Regions from separate parts of the Mus musculus genome. Here region 2 is linked to region 1. Evidence: chromatin loops called from intact Hi-C (ENCODE). Cell type or tissue: heart. All regions are shown on one strand. Each heading gives the region's core, and the rest is flanking DNA. Links, peaks and the distances in the headings are about the cores only. Region 1 overlaps Acsf3 (acyl-CoA synthetase family member 3). Region 2 holds the start of Gm26497 (a small nuclear RNA gene).

What was found. A loop is a pair of places that touch in the nucleus more often than their neighbours do. Peaks named below come from ENCODE experiments on the same cell type or tissue, not always from the same donor. Only the 100,000 strongest peaks of a DNase experiment are listed, where the experiment ranks them.
Region 2: it touches region 1 in a loop (2.2-fold over the local background); 9 of 42 quality-filtered maps call a loop at or near these places.

Annotation. Positions count from the first base shown.
Region 1 is chr8:122,807,355-122,819,340 of GRCm38, forward strand. Acsf3 (acyl-CoA synthetase family member 3) reads left to right here. Exons shown (of 10, transcript NM_144932.4): 8 at 5,641-5,775; 9 at 6,206-6,317; 10 at 10,038-10,533. The coding sequence ends at 10,182. Among named protein-coding and RNA genes, the nearest start is that of Gm35466, 10 kb to the right of the region's middle. In heart, for the core only: CTCF peaks have their summits at 3,217 and 5,766 (motif pointing left); no DNase peak of the experiment used is centred there; H3K27ac peaks cover 399 bases.
Region 2 is chr8:122,511,414-122,523,399 of GRCm38, forward strand. Piezo1 (piezo-type mechanosensitive ion channel component 1) reads right to left here. Exons shown (of 51, transcript NM_001357349.1): 2 at 2,301-2,396. Gm26497 (a small nuclear RNA gene) reads right to left here and starts at 9,261; the gene lies at 9,155-9,261. In heart, for the core only: no CTCF peak of the experiment used is centred there; DNase peaks (open chromatin) are centred at 4,425, 6,278, 6,578, 9,418 and 2 weaker places; H3K4me3 peaks cover 1,269 bases; H3K27ac peaks cover 6,312 bases.

The DNA.
Region 1 (11,986 bases), core at 2,352-10,351:
CCAGACCAGCAACCTCAGTCCTCAGCAGAGTGGATGCTGTGCTGTTGTTTGCAGGGTCGCTAGCCAGAGTGAAGTGACCAGGAGGTGCTGTGCAGTGCCTCTGACAAGGCCCCTCAATGAAGGCACTGCCCCTCTCTATTCTTGCATTCAGAAACCAACATCCAAGGATCACAGATTTATTTTCAATTACAGTTTAAGGCAGAGACATGAACTAGCAGTGGGTTTGAAAGCAGTGCATAAATCCATGTAATAAGACTTTATTGATTGCATGCTGTTTCTGTGGGAACAAAATCCCCTCGACACACACATCAGGTCAGACCAAGGAGGCTAAATCCAAATCAATGCCTTCTGACAAACATGTGCTTATAAAAAGTAAAAGTTACTTAACTCGTTTGATGTACGTTTCAAAACGAAGACTCGGTCTTTAACTCCCAGCCCAGCAGCCTGGTCCCTCGCATGCTTGGAGCCTCTTCCTTGCCTGTTTGCCCTGGCTTCCCTGTCTTTAATTACTTTGGCCTTTGGTAATGGGATTGTACTGAACAGGCCAGGACAAGCTGGAGGCCAAAATGGGCTCACACTAACAAGTCAAAAGTCACAAATTAGGTGAATTTCTAAGGGACTGGTTCAAGACAAGTAGACTTATCAGGAGGCTGCTGGAGACTGACGCCCAGGAGACTCCTATGAAGGTCCCAGCCAGAGAGCGTGCAAGACATGCCAGGCAGGAGGGGTGCCAGGCAAAGGCACACTGATGCCAGGAGGAGGGCACGTGAGCAGCGTGAGATAACTGCTGGAGATCCCAGCCAGCAGGATCCTGCAGGGCCTCAGGGCCCTGGGAGCTTCCTTCTGAAACAAATGAAGCCTTCTCCCCAAGGGCACAGACAGAGTGAGGGCACAGAGAGGTAGCCTGACCAGAAAGAGCCAGCTTCCTGGTGCCCCAGTGTAGAGACAGCTCAGCCAATGAGCTAGTGTAACAGAGTTAGACTGCAGTCGTGGAAGATGGTCCTTACCCCCATGCCAAGTACAGCCTTCTGATGGTAACATCCCCTTCCTCCCAGAGTCGTGGTGGCCTGAAAAGGGTGTGGCCTCCTGCACTCTGCCTTGTGGATGCTATGAGCAGAACACAGGGCACTCTTTCTCACTCCCAGCCAAGAAAGGAAATTAAGGTAGTCAAGTTCCTTCATTCAGTCCCCAGAGATAGCCTAGACCCCAGCACAGTGAGGCCGCAGGGCACATCTAGAATAGTTCCTGTGTGGACACTGATGTTCTTAGTTCCTGTATGAAGGCACTGATGTTCTTAGTTCCTGTATGGAGGCACTGATGTTCTTAGTTCCTGTGTGGAGGCACTGATGTTCTTAGTTTCTTTATGGAGGCACTGATGTTCTTAGTTCCTGTATGGAGGCACTGATATTCTTAGTTCCTGTATGAAGGCACTGATGTTCTTAGTTCCTGTATGGAGGCACTGATGTTCTTAGTTCCTGTGTGGAGGCACTGATGTTCTTAGTTCCTGAATGGAAGCACTGATGTTCTTAGTTCCTGTATGGACACTGATGTTCTTAGTTCCTGTGTGGAGGCACTGATGTTCTTAGTTCCTGTATGGAGGCACTGATGTTCTTAGTTCCTGTATGGAGGCACTGATGTTCTTAGTTCCTGTATGGAGGCACTGATGTTCTTAGTTCCTGTATGGAGGCACTGATGTTCTTAGTTCCTTTATGGAGGCACTGATGTTCTTAGTTCCTGTATGGAGGCACTGATGTTCTTAGTTCCTGTATGGAGGCACTGATGTTCTTAGTTCCTGTATGGAGGCACTGATGTTCTTAGTTCCTGTATGAAGGCACTGATGTTCTTAGTTCCTGTATGGACACTGATGTTCTTAGTTCCTGTATGGAGGCACTGATGTTCTTAGTTCCTGTATGGAGGCACTGATGTTCTTAGTTCCTGTATGGAGGCACTGATGTTCTTAGTTCCTGTATGGAGGCACTGATGTTCTTAGTTCCTGTATGGAGGCACTGATGTTCTTAGTTCCTTTATGGAGGCACTGATGTTCTTAGTTCCTGTATGGAGGCACTGATGTTCTTAGTTCCTGTATGGAGGCACTGATGTTCTTAGTTCCTGTATGGAGGCACTGATGTTCTTAGTTCCTTTATGGAGGCACTGATGTTCTTAGTTCCTGTATGGAGGCACTGATGTTCTTAGTTCCTGTATGGAGGCACTGATGTTCTTAGTTCCTGTATGGACACTGATGTTCTTAGTTCCTGTATGGAGGCACTGATGTTCTTAGTTCCTGTATGGAGGCACTGATGTTCTTAGTTCCTGTATGGAGGCACTGATGTTCTTAGTTCCTTTATGGAGGCACTGATGTTCTTAGTTCCTGTATGGAGGCACTGATGTTCTTAGTTCCTGTATGGACACTGATGTTCTTAGTTCCTGTATGGACACTGATGTTCTTAGTTCCTGTATGGAGGCACTGATGTTCTTAGTTCCTGTGTGGAGGCACTGATGTTCTTAGTTCCTGTATGGAGGCACTGATGTTCTTAGTTCCTGTATGGAGGCACTGATGTTCTTAGTTCCTGTATGGAGGCACTGATGTTCTTAGTTCCTGTATGGAGGCACTGATGTTCTTAGTTCCTGTATGGAGGCACTGATGTTCTTAGTTCCTGTATGGAGGCACTGATGTTCTTAGTTCCTGTATGGAGGCGCTGCTGTTCTGCCACAGATCAAGTAAGGACCCAGCACAGTGCCCTGGAGCAAAAGCGACTCATCCTGTGTGGCTGACTGGCCATGGGGAAACCAGATACTGCTTCTGTCACCATTGGGAAACCCCAGCATCAGGGTCCTCTCTAATCCACTTTCATGCACTCTGAATTCCAAATCTTTGTTTTTATGAGGACATTCATTGTGTCCCCTTGAATACTTTCTGTCACCTCTGTCTGGAAGTCCCCTTGTCAGCAGCATTATTGGGAGGAAGGAGTTAAGAATTGAGCCTCTGTTATAAATGCACCTTCAAGCCCCCTTGACTTGCTATCTTTTCTAAGCTAGTGATGTGTTGCCTAGTGATCTGTCCCACAGAAGCCCCTCCGTGGACAACCATAGTGACCACACCCAGGTTCTCCCTCCGCCTGACGCCATGCAGCCTACAGCTCACAGTTCCCTGCAGCTTGCCAGACCTTGGCACCAGCATCTGTGCTGGCCCTTCCTGCCTTTGCAGGCAAGGACACCCAGTGGCCTAGACAGAGCAGTTTTCTCAAGCCTCAGAAAAGACGTGGACCGTGTGCTGGTGGAGGTGCTGATAGCGGACCTCAGCCCTGCATCAGACTCTGCCATGAACAGGACTGTTCAGCAGAGTGGAATCCAGTCATCCAAGTAAAGATGGGGGCCTGGGCTGCCAGTGCTTTGTGTGCTGACATCTGAGCGGAGCACTGCGAAAGCCCGCGCTCTATCAACCTGCCTGTCACCTGGGGACAGGCACCAGCTAGAGAGATTTATAGAGGCTGTCTGCAAGGCCAGGGTTCATGAAGGCTAAGCACACCCCCAGTGGCTCGGACTCCTCTGTCAGCATCGTCAGAGCTCAGAGCACGCTAGGATTGAGGTCTTGCAGGCTCTACGAAATCGCGAGCTGTAAGCAGCATGGAATCGGCAGAGGGAAACCCCCGGTGTGGCCTTATTAGTTACAGAGTTGTTGTATAGACAGAGTGTGAGGTAACACTTCACAAGCTTAGAGAGGACGGCACCTCATGGAGCTTTGAGGGTGAGCCAGAACCTGGCACTCAGTCTTAACTCCTCTCTCCCAGCGCTGCCAATAGGTAGCCTGACCCTGGCACCCATCATTGCCATGGGCTGTGACAGTCCCTCATGCTCATGCACTGTCCCCAAACCCTGACAGTGAGGCAGAATCTGCCAAGAGGTCAGTCTGTGCCCAGCGGTGCCCGGATCTCTTTCCTCAAGAGAGAAAAGCGCAGCGTGGGGCACGGCCCCAGATCAAGAACCCACATGTGCAGAATCCCTTGTCCCAAGGCTTCTCACCAGATCAAACTTAACAGCGTGGGGCCTGGGGCGAGAGTATGGAGCTTTGTAGTGGGCAGTATGGTATCTCCTGCAGGTCCAAAAAGAGAAGCCACGTTCAGGGCAGGGCAGTGGCTCAGCTCTGCTGCACCTTAGAGGGAGTGGAGACCCAGGGAGCAGCATCAGAGAGCTTCCTGCTAGGACCCTCAGTGCAGGCTGCCACCTCACTGTCTCATGCGGAGACAAGCAACCTGATGCTTACAGCAGGAGATGCCGATGGAAGACGAGCTTCCCAGGCCGAAGGACACAGCTGGACCCAGAGCTACAGCAGGAGTGGGAAGGACAAGTCCTGTATGCCCCAAAGGTAGAGGGTCCCTTAGGACCCAGGACAAGACCTGAGTGCCCCATAGCCCACACTGGGTCCTTTCCCTTCGGTCAGTATTGTCCAAGGCCTGTCCTGGTCTAGGCTGAGGGTGCCCATCCAACCCTTTGTCACCTGCCACACACACAGCTGCCACACACGAGAGAACTCTCCAGTGCCAGTCCTTTCTCTAGGGCCAGCCTCTCCCTGTCTTCCGTGAATAAGCCCTGAGCTTGTCCAGGCCCATCCATCTTGTTTAATAGACTGGAGTGTGCCCTGCACTGCAAGTCCCAGGGACTAGCGGGGTGATGGATGGTGCCTTACCGTGTCGGGCCGCGTGATGTACGATGAAATATTTATGATTTATTCCAGCTAATAACCCACAGGGAGTGCAGGGAGCGTGTGAGCAGACAGGGAGGCCCCAGCACTGCTGTCAGGGCTGCTGCTGGCATCTGCATGCCTATACACAGCCGTAATCATGCAAATGTGTGTGCATGGACATGCACCCGCACTAATGCGCAAATACACACACCGCCGTGCTGGGAGAAGACTTGGCCAGAAATATAGCCCTGTGCTCCAGCCCGGGCCCTGCTCCTGGCACTGCCACCATGTCTGTGGGGCATAACAAGCTCACTGGGCAGGCCCCATGCTCCTGTGTGAAAGGAGCAAGTGAGACAGTTATTTCGCTTAGAGAAAAGGGCACTGTGGCTGTTTGGGGCTGGTGGGAGTCAGGGGTGAAAGAGCAGGAAGACATTTACCACAGGGCATCCCCATGTTGGAAAAGGAGCTGGAAATGACTGTCCTTTCACCCAGGACCCATCCACCGTGCAATGATAGAGGCTTGTGGATAGTGGTGGAACAGTGCGGGACAGTGCCCAGCATGTGTCTGTGTGAAGCAGAGGTTGGGGTCAAAGGCCACAAACTATTTGCTGCTCTCTTGAAAACGGTGCACCCTGTTTCTGATTGCTCTGACAGGAACATAGCCCAGAATCCAGTGGCCCAGTCGGTTTCCAGCCTGCCACTGCCACAGATTCTGGTGGGCTCCACCCCGCACTGCTGGCTGCAGGGCTGGGTGCCAGTGTCACAGGAATGGAGAATGGGAAAGGACACATGCCATTGGAGCTAGCCTCTACAGGAAGTGGGCCTGGACAGTGGGAATAGTGGGACCCACATATGCATGCACGTGGTCCCCTGGGACTCCTGGGGTGACAGTCAGGAGCACTGAAGTCTCCTGTGACCAGCTTGTCCAGAGCGATCACAGAAACAAACTCCTTTTCCAGGAGACACCGCCGTGTTCAAGGATGCTAGGTACTGGATCCGAGGGCGCACGTCTGTGGACATCATCAAGACTGGAGGCTATAAAGTCAGCGCCCTGGAGATCGAGCGGCACCTGCTGGCCCACCCCAGCATCACCGGTGAGTAGGTGGCTACCTCAGGCTTAGGGGAGCTCTGGCTCCAAACACAGTGCCTCCTTCTCTACTCTGTCAAGGTTTGGACTGTCAGGAGCCTCCTCCACCTGCTACTAGGGCTCCTGTGAAATGTGTCTATGCTCCCTCTGTACCCTGCACACAGCAACATAATGGCTATTCCAAGCTGCTCCCTGCTGCACTAGCACGGCCTGCAGGCCTGGCCAGAACGCACAGCTGCTCTGCAGACCAAGCAAGAGCAGGCTGAGCCCCTAGAGATGCTTCCCACTCCCATGAGTGTCATCCCCACGGGTCTCACTCCAGGGGCTTGGGCACTGCAGCCAACAGCCCAACGTTACCACATATTCCTGCATGCTGTTCAGTCTGTGTGGTCATCAGGACCTTCCCAGGCATCCCCAACCTGTTCTGCTGTCCTCAGATGTCGCTGTAATTGGAGTTCCTGATATGACATGGGGCCAGCGGGTCACAGCTGTGGTTGCTCTTCAAGAAGGACATTCACTGTCCCACGGGGATCTCAAGGAGTGGGCCAGGTAGGGCTAAAGGGACTGTCCTGGGTTCTAGCGCATCTAAGGGAACCAACCACCTTGGAATCGGGGACAGAAGGGCCTGTCCTGGAGCGGGGAGGCTGGGTGAACCATTCTGGATTCTGGACGTGGGGAGGGTGAAGCCGAGAAGCCAACAGTGGGACCCGTGACTAGTTTGTCTCTTCCCTCATTAAATGTAGACTTGGCAGTAGGAAGGGCCTCTGCTGCAAACCGAGTTGGGAGACAGTGATAGTCTGAGGCAGAAATGTGTGTTCCTGGGACAGAAGCAGATATTTTGGTATCAACTTATAAACCCCAAATCATTTCAAGGCTTAGGACCCCCCAGCAAGTGCCTGACAATCCAGTGCCACACCGAGTACCCCTCCCCCCTCCCTATCCTGCCAGACTTGCTCAGGCCACCACAGGATGGCCTGGGCTTCGCAGCCCTGAGGACTGCCTGAGTGCCTCGCACCTTACTGCAGGGCCTCCCAAAGCCTGGGATTGCCTGGGCCTGTGCCCACAGCTCCCTTCTTAACCCAGGGCAGGGACGGATTCTCCCTGGTTCTTGTAGATCTTGGGGGTTTTTTGGGGGTGGGGGGTGGTGTTGAGACAGGGTTTCTCTGTAGCCCTGGTTGTCCTGGAACTCACTCTGTACACCAGGTGGCCTCCAACTCAGAGATCCGCCTGCCTCTGCTCCTCAAGTGCTATGATTAAAGGTGTGTCCCACCACAGCCACCATACTGCACTGGCTGGCTTGCCCCATGTTGTTTGTGGTAGACTCCAGTTTCTTTCATCTTAGTCCCTGGTGATTGCTGATATCCTCCCAGAACTCTCAGGACAGGAGACTCTCGAAGCTTCCACCGTGAGGAGAACTTCAGGATCCTTCTTTAAATCTGAGTTCCCTCCACTCTGCTGTCTCCTCACACACACACCCCCGCCCCCACCCCGACTTGCCTTCTCTATTTTTGGCTCGTCCAAAGAGACTTTACAGGCAGCAGGGGTCCTCGTTCATCAGGGCCACACAGCTGGGCAATTACTGATTCCCTGGATTCACAAAGTCACAGTTGGAGCTCCACAGCTTAGCAGAGGCAGCAGTCTGCTTGGCCGGTTGCTGCTGTGATTAAACAATTACTTTTTTGAGAAGAGAAACACAGGCATCCTCTGCTGAGAGCCAGTGTGGCTGTTGGATGGAGGCCCCACGTTGGCCTGAATCCCTCAAGCCATGGTCTGTGTCCACAGCTTGGTGGCTCCTGCGCTCTGAGTGCTTCCCCCAGGGCCTGTGTCTGCCGCTGAAGTCAGGCTCCTTGCTTGGGTGTTCAGGCTCATGGTGACTGTAAGAAGACCTGAGAAGAGGGCCAAGGGTTAGAGCATTGGGGAGCTGGAGCTGTGTACAGGGGGACAGTGCAAGAAAGATCGCCAGGCACTGCCGAGCTGTCCTAAGACATTTTGTCCCCACAGTGAGTAGCTTTCCCACCAGTTGTTCTTGGGGTTAGGGACCTGAGGAGAGACCCCACACACACACTTGAAACCACAGCCCTACCTAGTCCCCAGGGAACAGCGTCTGAGTTCCCCGGTGCTCGTCCTGTGAGCAAGGCCGTGTGGCCCAGTGATCATCACCCTTGTGTGATGTCCAAGTCCATGCTTGGTGAATGCTGCCTCAGGCCAGGGCTGTGCTGTCCAGTTGCCATTGGAGAGGCGGGTGGGAAGGACAGAGAGCAGAGCTCTCATCCTGAGGTTGCAGTCGGCTAATAGGAGTTCCAGAAAGAGACAGTGTCAGGAGGGGACACCAACAAAGAACCAGGTTTTCTCCATGTTGACTGAAAGAGAAGTGGCCACAGTGGCACAGGCCTGGAGCAAGTTCAAGGCCAGCCTGGGTGGCCCTGGTGACCCAGATGAGAAAGAGAAGGAGGTTTGGGAAGAAGCACAGAGAACCCAGGTGTCACTGTGTCCACCTGTGTTATCCACCTTCTGTGAGGTAGTGTGTACCTCACAGCAGCCCAGTGATTGTCAGGAGGTCCACACAGCCCCAAGTTGTCCTCCTTGTAGTTGGAAGAACCAGTGATATGCATAAATTACCAGAACTAATATGAGAGCCAGGCTGAAGAGCTCTGTGTCTGTGAAGCTGAGTCCCAGCTAAAAAACCACAAGGCAAATGCCAGGCCCAGAGCACCTCAGGGGACACTGCCCAAAGTGCATACAAGTCCATTCCCATTAGGAGGGACACTCCCACCTCACTTCATGGGACCCAAACCAGACAAGAAACCCAGACCAGTTTCCTGTCAGACAGACACAAAATGCTTAACCAAATGCTAGAAATTAGGTCCTATTCACAAAAGAGCCAACACATCCTGATCGTGTGGCACTTACACCAGAAACGGGAGGTTAAACATTGAGAAACCCAGCCGCGTGCGTGGGGTGTTTACAGAGTGAGAGCCCTGCTGTCAGTTCAGTAGACACGGAGCGTGCATTTCTAGATGCTCATGTCACTTGCAGGGACTCTAGCAGTACCAGAGAAGGAACATTCCTGAGCTGAGGGAGGGGCTCTGAGGACCACTGCAGTTGAGACTGTGTTCAGGGGTTAGAACTCACTGCCACCTCTTCCCAGTCCCACCGGGAAGGGAGTTCATCTTGGGCTGCGAGTCCAGGCAGTGGGCAGGCTGTGCCTCTATCTGGAGCTGTGTCAGCCGGTCACTTCAGCCAGTTGTACAGGTTTGTACCCAGTCCCCACATTACACTGCAATGGACCGCCCTGTAAATCCTGCCCAGTTTAGTTTCTACACAGAGAAATACACAGGCCAGGTAAACTTAACAGGACAAGAGGAGAAAGATTGGGGGGGGGGGGCACCAGGAAGAATGGGGACCACAAGCTAGGAATAGGAGAGGCGCTGGGATCCCTGTGGGAGACTCAAGAGGATCCCTTGGGATAAAGTCATAGGGAGTGAGGCTAGCCCGTCCAGAACCAAGGGACACAGTCCAAGTGGTTAGAGGAGCAAGGCTCAAGAGCCACAGTGCCCCAGACAGCCCTGCTGGAAGGTCTGAGCAGTCACTGCAGCAAGAGAGCTGGTGAGCCAGGCTCAGGGAGGAACAAAGTGTGACATAGAAGGCCACGAGTCACTCAAGACTGAAAATTGTATCTACAGTTAAAACTGTACACATACAGCCTGTGGACTCCTGGGAAAGCCAAGGTTTCTCTGGTCTGAGGAACTTTGGGGCAGGCGGGGATGCTGCCCCAGGCCGTGCACATGATCTCTGGGTAGGTTGTCCCTGCAGCAGAGCAGGAGAACATCTGCAGGGCTCACATCCCTACCTCAGTGCCATCTGAGACACAGAACAGGACCCGCAGCCTTTCCTACCAAAAACAACGCCTTCCTCTCATTACGTTCTGGTGGTGGCCCAGAAGCTACTTGTCGGTAGTTGACCATGCTTGTCACCTGCAGGAGCCACTCTCCTGTGCCAGAGTCACCTTAAGTGGGAATGGCAGCAGGCCAGCCTGTGGTCAGTTATCCCCAGGACAAGAAGAAACCAGTCTGGATGAGGAGAGCAAAGGACTCGTCCCCTCCTCTCAGTGTCCTCACCCATGTCACTGCTGACTTTGTAGGAAGCCAGAGAGAAGACAACAGTCCTGTTGCCATCTGTCACAGTCAGGATGTGGCCACAATGGCTTCTGGATATATCAGACATTTCCCGGGGTGGGGTGCTGTCCTCAGGCTGTGCTTGTCTCTGCAGAGGTGTCCTGGCCCCCTATGCTGTGCCCTCGGAGCTCCTGCTGGTGGAGGAGATCCCCCGGAACCAGATGGGCAAGGTGAATAAGAAGGAGCTGCTCAAACAGTTGTACCCCTCAGGACAGAGGAGCCAGCCAGGCCAAGGCTAGAGAACCCCAAACACCCCGCGGTCACGTGCTATGGGCCTCGGATGGAACCCCTCCCCTCCTGCAATCAGGTTGACCGGAATCAAAACCTCTAGGGACGAATCACCAAGTGAGTTCCCTCAACCCCAGGCTGATTGTCCAAGCCCAGGTGACCCTGACCACTGGCTGTGTCCTCAGTGGTCCTTGAGATCACTGGTGTGTGCCAGTCTCACAAGCACAGTAAGGACACGGCTGTGGCCAGCTCTCCAGTGCCCGGGGCTGCTGCCTCTCCTGAGGGCAGGTCCCAGAGAGTCAGAGGTGACAGTGAGAAGAGGTGAAATAAAGACACACCGTGTAGTGCTTCTCTGACTGTGACCTGTGAGCTGTGAGTCTGCGCGCACACATTTCCTAGGCCGGCACAGCTCCCAGCCCACGTAGAACAACAAACAACAGCACTGGGTGGAGCCTACAGCTCCCAGACCATGGTTCCTGCTGCCGGGATTATCTCCCTGGAGCTGCTGTGTGTGTGTGTGTGTGTGTGTGTGTGTGTGTGTGTGTGTGTGTGTGTGTGTGTGTGTGTGTGTGTTAGAACACTTGAAGTCTTTGTAGCCTCATCCATGCCAGGTGAGGGCCATCCCCAAATAGCCCTGAAGCTCCTCTTCCCTGACCTTGTCTCACCCCAGTTTGGGGTCTTTCTGGTCCTCTGTGCCTTCTTCTCAAACCTCTTCCTACTCAGCTTCCCAGGCCTCCATCTTCCAGCCCACGTCCTGCCAGCTCAGATCCTGGTTATGTGCCCTCAGGCCACGGGGAGAAACAGCACAGCGCTCTTGAGCTCTCCCTCTCCCTCTCCTCCCTCTACCTCTCCCTCCCATCTCTCTCCCTCTCTTGCTCTCCTCTCCCCCTCTCGCTCTCCTCTCCCTCTCCCCCTCTCTCTCCCTCTCCCCCTCTCTCTCCCTCTCCCTCCTCTTCCTCCTCTCTCTCCGCCTTCCCCTCTCCCGCTCTCCTCTCCCTCTCTTCCCTCTCCCTCTCCCTTTCCTCCCCCCTCTCTCTCTCCCTCTCCCTCTCCCTCCTCCTCCCCTTCCTCTCCCCCTCTTGCTCTCCTCTCACGCTCACTCTCCCCCTCCCCCTCCCCCTCCCCCCCTCTCCCTTCCTCCCCAGACCCCTGGGTCCACTGTGTTAACAATAGCCCTGGGGCCACGTGTTAACAATAGCCCTGAGTCCACATATGGCCCTCAGCAATCTGCAGAGATCACTGATGGGGCCTCTGATGTTGCCACAAGGCCTGGTAGAGCTCCAGGTGAGACTGGACGATTCATTGTTGGAAGGAAGATGCTGTGCCTCCAGAAACCAGGATGTGGAAGGAGCTGTTGGATATCTGGGCCTCCCAGAGCCAGTCCATGGCGGTGATCCCCAGGGGCAGGATTCCCAGAGAATCCCAGTGCAGTCTGTGGGAGTGACCCTATGCAGCATCACCCTGTGTTGGGCCATCTTGCTCAAGAAAACACATCTGCTACTGGGCTCAAGACCCTGGACTCAGTGGAAAAAAAGCCTCAGGAATGGTGGGAGGTAACTTCACCTGGAGCCCTTCCATAGCAGGTATCACAGGCCAGCCCAGACCTCAGTCCTTATATTTCCAAAAGATATCCTCACAAGATCACGGAAGGAGGCACCTGTGCTGTGCACACCTACTCTGTTGACCCTTGGCCAATGCATCAAGGCCTTCACAGGGAAGCCTTGTGCTCCTGGGAGATGGAGAGCAACCAGGCACTTTCCTGGTGAACTGAGCCTGAGAAGACAGCAGGGCACTGCCCACATGGCCCAGCATAGT
Region 2 (11,986 bases), core at 2,661-10,660, 300 kb before region 1:
GGCAGGGAGTCAGCTTCCTAGCTCTAAAGTACAAGCAGGCTGTTGGGAGCAGATTCACACACCCTGAGGTCTGATACATCCCAACTCTGTCCTGCCCTGTGCCTTGTCCTACCTGGGACACCCAGCCCTAAGCCGGTCTAGCATCTCCTTCCTGTGCAGCCCAGCTTAGGCCCAGCCTCTGAGAATCAGGCAGCCGCCTACGTGGGGAACAGGGCCCAGCAGAGTCAGACCTTCCAGCAGTCAGTGCCAGGGCAGCAGCTGCACAAATCATAAACGCACACAGGGCGCTCCACTCTGCACCGTCGGGCCTCACATTTTCCTCTCACACCCGGAAAAACCAGGCAGCTTCATGTCCCCGAAGGGCCTCTGAGGCTGGGCAGATAGAGAGTTGGAGGGTCGAGGAGGGAAAGACGTCCCGCCCCGCTCTCCAAGTCTCCCTCAGGATACGTCCTGCCTGGCTGCGAGTCTCTGTGCCTCCCACGGTTGATCAGGAGTATTTCCAGCTGTTCACAGGGCACGAAACAGTCTTGAGACAAGTTGTTTCCAAAGAGGTCCTGGGGACGGAGGACCTGGGCTCTGCAGTGAGCAGAGTATGGAAGTCAGACCTTCTCACCACACAAGAAAAGATTCAGTGCCTAGGCTGTGTGTCTCAGAGGGGCCCAGTGGCCGGCTCGGGGCCCAGTGGCTACCAGCACACTGTTCAGGCTGAACTCCTTAAATATCTGTCCCTGCATCCCCAGACCCTACCCATCCTCTAAGACCTTCCAGTTCCAAAGAACACCGGGCTGGGCAACCACCGTGCTATGGTTGGCAGAATGGCGAACCCAAAGGCAGCCCTGCCCAATCTCTGCCCCCATACACATGTGACTCACATGGCAAAGAGACCAAGGCAGAGCGGTGGGTCTGATGTCACAGCTGACAACAAGGGGAGTCTGTCCTGAAGCTCCAGTGGCTGTCATCACAGAGCATTAGCAGCTGTGATGTGCTCCAGGATGCTACAGAGCCACGGGACTCGGAGAGGATTCAGTCTGCCATCGCGGCTTTGAGGTAGAAGGTGCCATGACCCAAAGATGCCCCCAAAAGAAGAGGAGCCAGGAAGCTGATCCCTGAAGCCCTCTGAAAAGGCACAACTGCACTCATAACCTGACTGCAGCCCCATAAGCCAGTGGGTGTGGCTCTCGGCAGGGTGGCTTGTTACAGGAAGTCCACTCTCACTGGGGCCCACACATGCTGAATCCAGCACTCTGAGGGCAGTGCCAAGGCTGTAAGTGCCTTCCCGGGCCCCAGGCCGTCACATCAGACCCAGTTCTGACCTTTGCTGACCCTCAGACACTGTCTGTGATACTTGCAGTGTCTCCTGGGGCAGGATCTCTCACTTCAATGCTAACGTTCCCCAGGTTGCTGCCATGCGGATCTGAACCCCACAAACGCAGAAGACAACAGCGAGCCTTCTCTACTTTAGAAATGTGGTACACTTGGGGATGGGTCACTGAGTACGTACCGAACACCACAAAACAGACGCTAGGCACCTTCAGCATTGGTGACCAGAGCCCTAGGATGAAGGATTTCAGGATGTCCTGCCTCTCTCAGGCCACTGCCACAGCAGCCCGGAAGGTGAGGACACAGTGGTCCCACCCTTCCCACGTCATCCTATGTGGAGACTCAAGGCACAGCAGCAGCCTTTCCCTACTTCACTATGGTACCACTGTCCACTCCCACGTAAGGACACAACGCTGGCCTGCATAGCATCTACTGTTTAAAAGGCAAGGAACAGAGAAGCACCCCTGCCCAGCTCAGATCCTGATGAGGCCCACTGTGGCCAGTTCTTTACATAGCAAGGTGGTCCAAGGTAGGGCCTGGCTTACAGGGTGATAGAGACAAGCTGGCCAGAGCCCCTGGCAGAACAACATCGTCAGTCCAGGTAACTTACCTAGAAGAAAGAATGGACCACGGTGCAGATCCCTAAACCTTCTACCTGCACGGAACAACTAGGACCTGCCAATTCCCTCTGCCTTCTGAGGGACACTTAGTGACCGATGGGGATCCACATACAACCCTTCCCCTGTCACCTTCAAGGACAATAGAGCCTCTTGTGACAAGCAACCGGCAGGAAGAAAGAAACTGAACCAGCTACAGGTGTGCACTGAAGGAACCCTTAGACCCCAGGGGACTGACTCAGGCTGTTAAAACTGGGAGCCGAGGCCGTGTGGCTGTAGAGTACCTATCCAGATACCCAGCTGTGGTCAGAGTCCCCCCAAGGAGCTGGGCTCCATCGCCACCCCCTGATCCTGCCCCCTTACCTGGTATGCTGTGTCTTGAGGGGCCTGGAAGCCAGGGCAGCAGCAGTAGAAACAGCAAATAGACCAGCGAGAGAGCATTGAAGCGTAACAGGGAGGCTAGAGAAGAGAGAGACAAATGGTTAGTACACCAACAATAGGGGCAGCCCTCACCTGAGGGGCTGGGGGGCAGTACCCCCCAGTGCCCCTCTCTCACACCTGTAAGCATGCATACATAAGGCTTGTGCACCACAGACAGAATACCCATGTTCCTGTCATCCGATGCCCAGGTCCCATGATACCCCAAGGACCTGCCCAAAGCAGTCCATGTACTCATAACTCATACGTGGATGCACACGAGGTTCTGACCACTCCGCATAACCCCACCCACGCAGGGCTCTGGGGCCCACTCCTCCTCATCTTGCTTTTCCTCCTGTTTGAAGTTTCGCTTATTGATCGGCAGGCAGCTCAACTAAGAAATGGTTAGTTTTTCCCACTACTGGGTGGGAAGTCACTGGGACCGAGCTCTGGACCCCCTCCTGAGTCACTGATGGGCCGGCGCGGTTCTGAACCTGGCTTTACACCACTCTGCCTGTGCATGCCCCCTACCAGTGCCAGTGCACAGCACAGCTTCCCTCTGGGAACTTCCCTGACACCCTGCTGCCCTACACCGTCCTGGTGAATTCTGCCAGGGAGGTCAAAGGACCTGAAGCATAGGCAGGTGACACGCTGGCCACTTAACCAAATGAGCAAGCTTCTTCCCAGAAACACAGGGCCTTCCAGGAGACAAGGTTCTGGGACCCTATGCAGCGCTCAGTCCCACCCACTTCTACCTGTGCTATGGGATACAAAAGGAGCCAGGCCAAAGAGGATCTACATGCTGTGTGAGAGCCCGGCCACACACAGTATCACTCACTACAAGCCATATCTTGCTGTCCTCACCTCGGGCAATTGCTATTTTCAGAAACTGACTGTCCTAGACAGGTAAGGTTAAAAGGCCATGAGCTAGGAGCTAGGGTACATTAGGAACCCCGATTCCCTCCTGGACAAAGCAACCCCAAGAGCGGACTTTCTGTGGCCGGGAGCATCAATCCTACCTCATTGTCCCTCTGAGAGTCTCTCCTGAGAGTGGGTATCCTCCACACATCCTCCTCAGGATGAGAACCAACAACAGACCTGGACAGCCAGGGCAGACCTGAACTTGGGGACCAAGACCGACCACAGAACCAGGCTCCCCTGGAAGGAAGCGGCAGGGACCCAAAGAGCACAGTACATTTAAAAAAATTAAAATTGAGCTATAAATGATATTTCCAGTGCCAAAAGCAAAACAAAACAAACAACCTAAGCTGAACCAGGTCACCTCTTCAGGTGACACTACCCACTTGGGGTGGGTGACTTCTTCTGAATTCAGCTTGTACCCTCTTCACAGCCCCTGCCTGACACAGTCTTCTTCCAGGATCACAGTGGACATGAGATGTAGCCCAACTTCCAAGGGCACCTGCTGCTTCAAGGAGCCTGGCAGCAGGGGTGGAGAGGGTGGTGGTAGTGGGGAGGGCAGGGTGTTGACCACGACTGCACTTCTCTTGGCTCCCAAGGGCCTCTCTGGAGTCAGGGTGCTGTCTTCTTCCTGACATACATTGGCTACCATGCAAGGCTCAGCTCTCCTAAATCAAATCTGAAGTTTTCAACAATGATACATTAAAAAAAAAAATCGATCTTCTTTGGCCCAAGAGGCAGGGGGGAAGTGCATTTGTGGAGGCAAAGCTTTCTGAAATCCCTCTGCTTTCCAGGGCTCTATTTCTCAGCCCAACCAGGGCCACGTCCAGCCTAGTCTCACAGAGGCTGCACCCTCCCTCACACTCGCTGCTTCCGGTCAGGTAGATGTCTACCCAGCTTTCCACTGGCTTGTCGATCCTGCCCACCTGTCTACCCAGCTGACTACCCACCAGTCCCTTCATCCACAGGCCCCTGAGAGCTTTCTCCTATCTAACATCCCTGATGTGACAGGTCCTGCCTCTGAGGACACTGGTTCGACCTCACATACCGGGAATGGCCAGCACTGAACCAAGCACGTGAGGGGCAGTGATCAAAAGCCCGTGTCGGGAGCCAAGAGCATGTGCCGCATGAACACGTGGACCTCGGCTGAGATCACCAGAACCCACGTGAAAAGATGGAAAGCCAGGCTAAGGACGCGTCTTGGTGGCTTGCCACAGAAGCCTGGTGACCCGAGTTTGGATTCCCAGAATTGTGCAAAAGCCAGTTGTAATCCCAGCGCACCTCTACCAGGAGATGGGAGGGAGAGAGGAGAGACTGGCTAGAAGCGGTCAGGCCAGGTGGTTGGCAAAAGCAGCAGGGATTAACAGAGAAACCCTGTGCCAAATAAGGTAGAAGATGAGGGCCAACACCCAAGCTTGCCCTTTGACTTCCACGAGCATGCTGTGACACGCACGGACCTGTGTTCATACACATACACACACTTAGATTACGTACAGTGATTGGTGCAGGTATGAAACGCTGTGTGTGGTAGGTAGCATTCTGTAGAAACAGCAACAGAGCCTGCTGGTCAATCAAGCCAACTGATGAACTCCAAAAAGTGGAACACAACTGGAGAAGACTCCTGACTTTGAATTCTGGCCTCCCAAGCACAGCCAATGAAGGGCGGCCACCACAGGCCCTGGGGAGCAGGGAAAGATGCTTTACCCTGCAGCCTGCTTGGCAAGCTTAAAATTCAGACCCCGAGGTTCTGTGTGTGTTGAGTGCGGGAGAGGCTAAAGTTAATTTATTATTGTTTTTAAGAATTATCTATTTATTTTACGTATATGAGTACACTGTCGATGTCTTCAGACACACCAGAAGAGGGCCCCAGATCTCATTATGGTTGTAAGCCACCATGTGGTTGCTGGGAATTGAACTCAGGATCTGTGGACGAGCCGTCAGTGCTCTTAACTACTGAGCCATCTCTCCAGTCCCGCGGCTAAAGTTTAACTGTTATCAAGTTTCAGTCAGGAAAATGAGATGGTCCTGGGGTGGCCATTAGTGACATATGAGGATGTGCCTAATGCCACCACACTATCAAAAATAGATTAAGATGACAAACTTCGTGGATAGATGTTTTACCGGAATAAATACATGAACGGTGTCCAAAATCTGTGATGGGCTCCAGAAACCAGAGACCCAAGATGGCAAGGGGTAGGGACTTCCATGCCTGGCTTCCTGGCAACGAGGAAATGTGAGATGGGCTACTGAGATTGAGGCCTGGCTACTCCTAATCCCAGGTAGGGCCAGGAGAACCCTACATAGCTGTATGTGCCAAAGGTAGATGAAATGCAAGGTGAGGCACCAGGGACCAGGCGAGGGGAACGCCCTGTCCTGCCTCAGCAACACAGGTCAGCTTGGGAGATGCACAGGCCCTGAGCTCTGCCCTTTCCCCTGCCTCTTTTCCTTCCTGCCTGCCCTCCGTGTAGAGCGGTCCCAACACTGTACAGAGAAATAAAGGCTACGTCCAGAGACGAACACTCTACCCAAGGAAACAGGCTCAGAGGCACAACTTGACACTCCAGGGTCTCGTTCTCAGTCATCATTCCTCCAAGATTATCACCCCTCAAGAGCAAGAAGAGCGAGCCAGGAGAGCGAGTCCCGCCTGGGTCAGCCGTGCAGCTCTTGCTTCTGGGAAGAGAGGGAAAGAAACACTAAGAGGCAACACAACCTGGCTGTGTCGGGATGCAGGGTTCCCAGGTGCTCCCTGGTCCCGGTGGTGTGGCGTATTGGTTGAAACACATTGATGTGACTGTCACAACCATGACTTTAGCAGTGCAGAGGACAGAGGTGAGATGTTATTTATCACAAGCAGCCTGAAGGAGACAGCCTTCCTTGTCTTTGTCCTTGAAGGTTAGCTGCCACCTAACTGCAGGAGAGGGGTCATGGGGGACAAAGACATTCCTCAAAGAGGGCAGAGCCTCAGACTGCTCTGGTGGAGCTGCTGGGCAAAGCCTGTGATTTCACAGGAAACAGGCCTTTCCTGAGCCAGCAACAATAGGGACAGCCAGAGGCAGGAAGGGCCCCTTGCAGGCCAGCACATACTTAACCCTTTATAGACCCTCACCCTACAGCACAAAGCTGAAGACCCTTGCTAACATCCACTCTGGGGTCCTCAAGCCATAGCTGAGGGCTAATGAAGTCCACCGGGTGGCTCCCCTGGACTCTGAGTGACCCAGAGCAGAGCAACGGTTTGCTCGTCGTTGTGGGAACCGGGTCAGGGAGGGAGGGGTAAGGGTAATAGGACCACACACAACTTTTAGAGTACACCACACAGAAGGTTTGTCACCACCCCTCCTCCACCATGAGCATGAAGATGGGCCTGCAGATTGGGCTGTAAGGGAGACCTCACCTACTCAAGAAGCCCCAGCCTGGCCCAGGGTCTGTCAGGGTAGGAGACGAGAATCCACCACTCCCTGGAGGCTCTTTGAGCCAGCTGCTCCCATATGTCTCTGGTCAAAGAAGCCTTACAGCGACCTCCCAAAGCAGATGCCAGACACATTTGTAAATGGCTCTGGAAATGAGTCTGAAGCACACGGCAGATCTGTGGGGAGCTTCCCCTACCACAGCCAGTGCTGGACAGACGGACGGAAAGGTGCAGAGATACAGTGTGTGCTTGAGATGACCGGATCCTTTGGAGGGATGGGCTGTGTCAACAGGGAGAGAACACAGTGAAGGTTCACACTAGTCTGCATCAACGCAGCAGGCCGTCCAGCCCAAGTGGAGACAAGCAAGCGTCCAGTGCAGGAACAGCATGGTTTCTTCGAGGGAAGCCTGGGTGAAGAGCAGACTCACCTCACCCTACCATCTCGGCCCAGCACAGAAACAAGGTTGAGGGTCTCATATAACCCCCCACCCCACCATTGTCACTCCTGTCTGCACAAGAGAGGGAACAGGTTTGGATGGCCTGCCCTCCTAGTCTCTAGGCTACCTCCCTCTGAGAAGGGAGGAGAGTCTCTCTAGGCCAAAAGAAAGACCTCGGTGAGCAGAGAGAGTTGAGCAGAGGCCCCAACAGGAGAGACCAGGCTAGCCCAAAGGACTGCAACCCATCTCTAGGGCAGGGCAGGGCAGGGCAGGGCAGGGCCTGCTTGGGACCCTGGGGCAGCCACAGTCTCAGCCCTGGAGGAAGTGGTGTCTAGACTGGCAAAGAGCTACAAGGCAGAGCAGAGCCTGGAGTCCTTCTATGGTCCCAGCTATGCAGCAGCCGTGTCCAGTGGTGGAGCAGAGACTCCGCTGAGACCCTGGGTCCCACAGAGGAGTACGCTGTCCAAAGAGGCCATAGCTGCCAGGCTGGGAGAGGCTCAGCAAGGTGTGTTCGGGGCCCAGAAGTAACCAATACCCTCAGAAGACTACTTCTCGGAAGGGCAGCCTCTGTCCCACCCCATGGCCTTGCACACAGGCCTGGACAATGCCACATGCAGGCCAATGTCTGTCACAATCCTGGGGTAGGTATCAGTCTCACAAGTGTCCCCGAAAACTTGGTTTTCCAGGGATCAGAGACAGGGGTCAGAGGAAGCAAGCTCTACGCTCCAGGGTCCATCTGACCAGGATCCTGGACACATCAATGGCTAGAACTGACCACCATTGGAGCTGAGCAGCCGATAGATCATAAGAATCTGTGAATGTGCCGGGCGTTGTGGCGCACACCTTTAATCCCAGCACTCGGGAGGCAGAGGCTGGCAGATTTCTGAGTTGGAGGCCAGCCTGGTCTACAAAGTGAGTTCCAGGACAGCCAGGGCTATACAGAGAAACCCTGTCTCGAAAAACCAAAATAAAAGAGAAGAAAAGAAAAAGAAAAAGAATCTATGAGTGTGAGGGTCTGTGAACTGGGCCCCTGTCCCCACAATGCACCACAGACTGCCTAGTCACCAGTGGGTGTGGTAAGTGGCCTGAGGTGAGTCCCTGTCCCTAGTGTGATTTATGTGCACTTGTAAGAAGGAATTGGGGCAGACAAAGGATCCTTCGAGACTCAGAAAGACCAAGACTTTCAATTCAAACCCACAGAAGCCACACAGAGACCTGGGACTGGAGGGAACCACACGTGAGCCATGACCACCGCAACGTGAGGTGATGGGCCACAGCGGCCCAGGAGCCCAGGGTGTAGCTTTGGGATGAATGGGACTGCATCTACCCCATTCCAGCCATGCGAGAGGGCTCTGATGACTGTAGCCAGCAGCATAGGGTGAGGGCTTGGTGGGGCCCTTAAGTGTGGAGGTGAGAAGATAGTACACGCTGGGCACAGCAGAGAGGCAGGCGTTCAGAACAAGGGGCTAGGAGGAGATCCCAGAAGAGATATGGAGAGCAGGCCTGGAGGACCCAACTGAAAACTTGCCCTTCCTTTTTCCTCCTCTGTAAAAAGCACCAAAGGACTGTTGTCAAAGAAAAAAAGAAAAGAAAAGATAGGGGGCCTGGTACTGTGTGTCCAACCTGGAGGACAGGGAGGCTGAGTAAAAGTGTGGGGGGGGGGGCAGGGAGGGCTTTGGGTGTGTCTAGGACAGTAAGTGACTTTCATCCACCTTTCCCTACACCCGCAGAGGGTCTCGGAAGCAGGGAAGTTTAGAGCTGTTCCACATGAGTGTCACAGAGGCCGCCAACCCCAGAAGATGCCTTAGGGAGGCCTGGCCAGCTAGCCCAACTATCTCTATGTCCCTAAACAGCAGGGTGGGATATGGGGGTGGGGGAGGAAGAGGGAAATGTCCCCTCCACCCCCGGCTTCATGCCTGTAACCCTGGCTGCATCCCCAGGCAGGGTTTCCTCCCATTGTCAGTCAAGGGACAGTGGTGTCCACAGCTTCAGGACGGGTGGGGGCCTGATTTCTTTTTTCTTTTCTTTTTTTTTTTTTTTAAAATATGGAATGCCTCGCGAATTTGGGTATTATCCTTGCGCAGGGGCCATGCTAATCTTCTCTGTATCATTCCACTTTTAGTATATATGCTGCCGAAGCGAGCACGCGGGCCTGATTTCTTGCCTACCATTTAAGATCTTTACTGTAGGCCCCCATGGGACCACCCAGCCTGGCGGGCTTCCTGTTGCTCTTCTACAAGCCAATGCGCTATCTGTGGCTCACCCTTGGCTGGGTCAGTACCCTGGCCTCTGTCTCTCCTGCGGCCTATCTCCTTCGTGACTGGTTTTCCTCCAGCCTTTGCAGGGGACAGCATTCAGAAAACAAGCAGCTCACTGCCACCGGACCAGTGTCCTGGACCTGCAAGAGGCGAGTAGCCTGGCAACCAGAGTAACAATGTCAGCAAGAGTCTTTGTGTCCACCAGTATGAGTCCACGGGGAGTATAGCACCAGGGACCCCACAGATGCTGGGACATGCCCTGCAACACTGATCCTGCAAGATACCCAGATTCCTCCTGACTGATTGGCAACCACAGACAAGCCCCATCTCCCTCAGATTGCTCAGCTGTACCTCAAGAGTCCCACTGTCCCTATCTGTGGAGCTCCTGCAGGCACACTAGATACAGCACCTGAGAGGTGACACATACTTCTGAACAAAAGAGAGAGACGCGGGGCTGAAGAGGTGGCTCAGTGGTTAGAACACTGGTTGCTCTTCCAGAGGACCAGAGTTCAATTCCCAGCAACCACATGGCAGCTTACTACTTTCTGTCCTTCCAGTTCCAGGGGACCTAACATCCTCACATAGACATACACCCAGGCAAAATATCAATGCAATTAAATAGATAAATAAAATTTTTTAAAGATTTATTTATTTATTTTATATATGTGAGCACACTGTAGCTGAATAGATGGTTGTGAGTCTTCATGTGGTTGTTGAGAATTGATTTTTTTTTTTTTTTTTTTTTTTTGAGACAGGGTTTCTCTGTATAGTCCTGGCTGTCCTGGAACTCACTTTGTAGACCAGGGTGGCCTTGAACTCAGAAATTCTCCTGCCTCTGCCTCCTGAGTGCTGGGATTAAAGGCGTGCACCACCACGCCCGGCTATTGATTTTTCTTTTTTCTTTTTTTTTTTTAAGGACCTCTGCTCACTCCAGTCAACTTTATTCACTCAATCCCTGCTTGCTTGCTCCGGCCCAAAGATTTATTTATTATTATACATAAGTACACTGTAGCTAACTTCAGATGTACCAGAAGAGGATATCAGAACTCATTATGGGTGGTTGTGAACCACCATGTAGTTGCTGGGATTTGAACTCAGGACCTTCAGAAGAGCAGTCAGTGCTCTTAACTACTGAGCCATGTCTTCAGCCCAATAAGAACTTTTATTGAAAATAAACAAACATAACCAAGAACCTGCCCATATATCTGATCTTTGTAAAGAGATAGGAAGGCTCTGAGGGTCCACATGATCTCTGTATGAGGGGGCCCAGAGTCATCTTACGAATACCTCTCTGAAATGGCTTGTTTGGTGTGTCAACTTGACACAAGAGTCATCAGAGCAGAAGGAGCCTCAGTTGAAGAAATATCTCCATGAGATATAGTTGCAGGGGATTTTCTAAATCATTGATTGATGGAGGAGGGCCCAGCCCATTGTGAGTGAGGCCATCCCTGGGCTGGTGGTCCTGGGTTCTATAAAAAAGCAGGCTGAGCAAGCCATGGGGAGCAAGCCAGTAAGCAGCACCCTCCATGGCCTCTGCATCAGGTCCTGCTCCAGGTTCCTGTCCTGCTTGGAGCTTCTCCAGTGAAAGCTGAATAAACCCTTTCCTCCCCAGCTTGCTTTATGGCCATGGTGTTTTGTGGCAGCAATAAAAACCATAGCTAAGGAGGGCTGTGGTGGCGTACGCCTTTAATCCCAGCACTCGGGAGGCAGAGGCAAGCAGATTTCTGAGCTTGAGCCCAGCCTGGTCTACAGAGTGAGTTCCAGGACAGCCAGGGCTACACAGAGAAACCCTGTCTCAAAACTCAAAACAAAACAACAAAGAGTTTAAACTTGACATCTCCTTTCTCATAAGAAGAATGCTGCCACACATTACCACAATCACAGAAGTGAAGGGCAGGGAGGGCCACAAGCTATCTTCCTCCCAGAGCATACAGAGGTTACCAGATTAGACACCTAGTTGGGCCTGGTGCCTCAGGCCTGGGATCTCAGCTACACAGGATGCTGAGGCAGGAGGATCCCAAGTTCCAGCCTGGCCTGGGATACTCAGCAAGACCTTGTTGTCTCAAAATAAAAAATAAAAATGGCTAGAGGCCAGGTGTGGCAGTGCACGCTTACCCTGGAAGCACTTGGGAGGCCAAGGCCGGAGGAGCTGGTGGGCGGAGAATCAGGTGAGGTCACCCTCAGCTGCCTAGGGAATTCAAGGACAGCGGAGGTCACACAAGACCTGACAGGAGGTGTGACCTAGTGCCTCTGTGATAGACCACTTGCCTAACATGTATGAAATTCTAGGATCAACGACCACAAAATACCTAAGTATATCAACCACACTAAACCCGGATCTTCAGCTCTAGGGAAGCGCCCTGCTAGATCCTGCCCTCTGCCATCCCCAGATGGCTGCATGAAGTACAAAGGAGGGGACCAGATAACTGCTGCTGAGCAGGACAGCTGCAGGACTGGGGGGTGGGGTCCTGACCCACACCCTAGCTGCTCCCTGCCACCCGTTGGGATTCCGGGTCTCCTGCCTGCCTTATTTGGCCTGGGCTGCAACTATAAACACTTCTGGGTGAGATTTCGGCCAGTGGGTGGGGCCAGGCAGAGGAGGAAGAGGAAGGA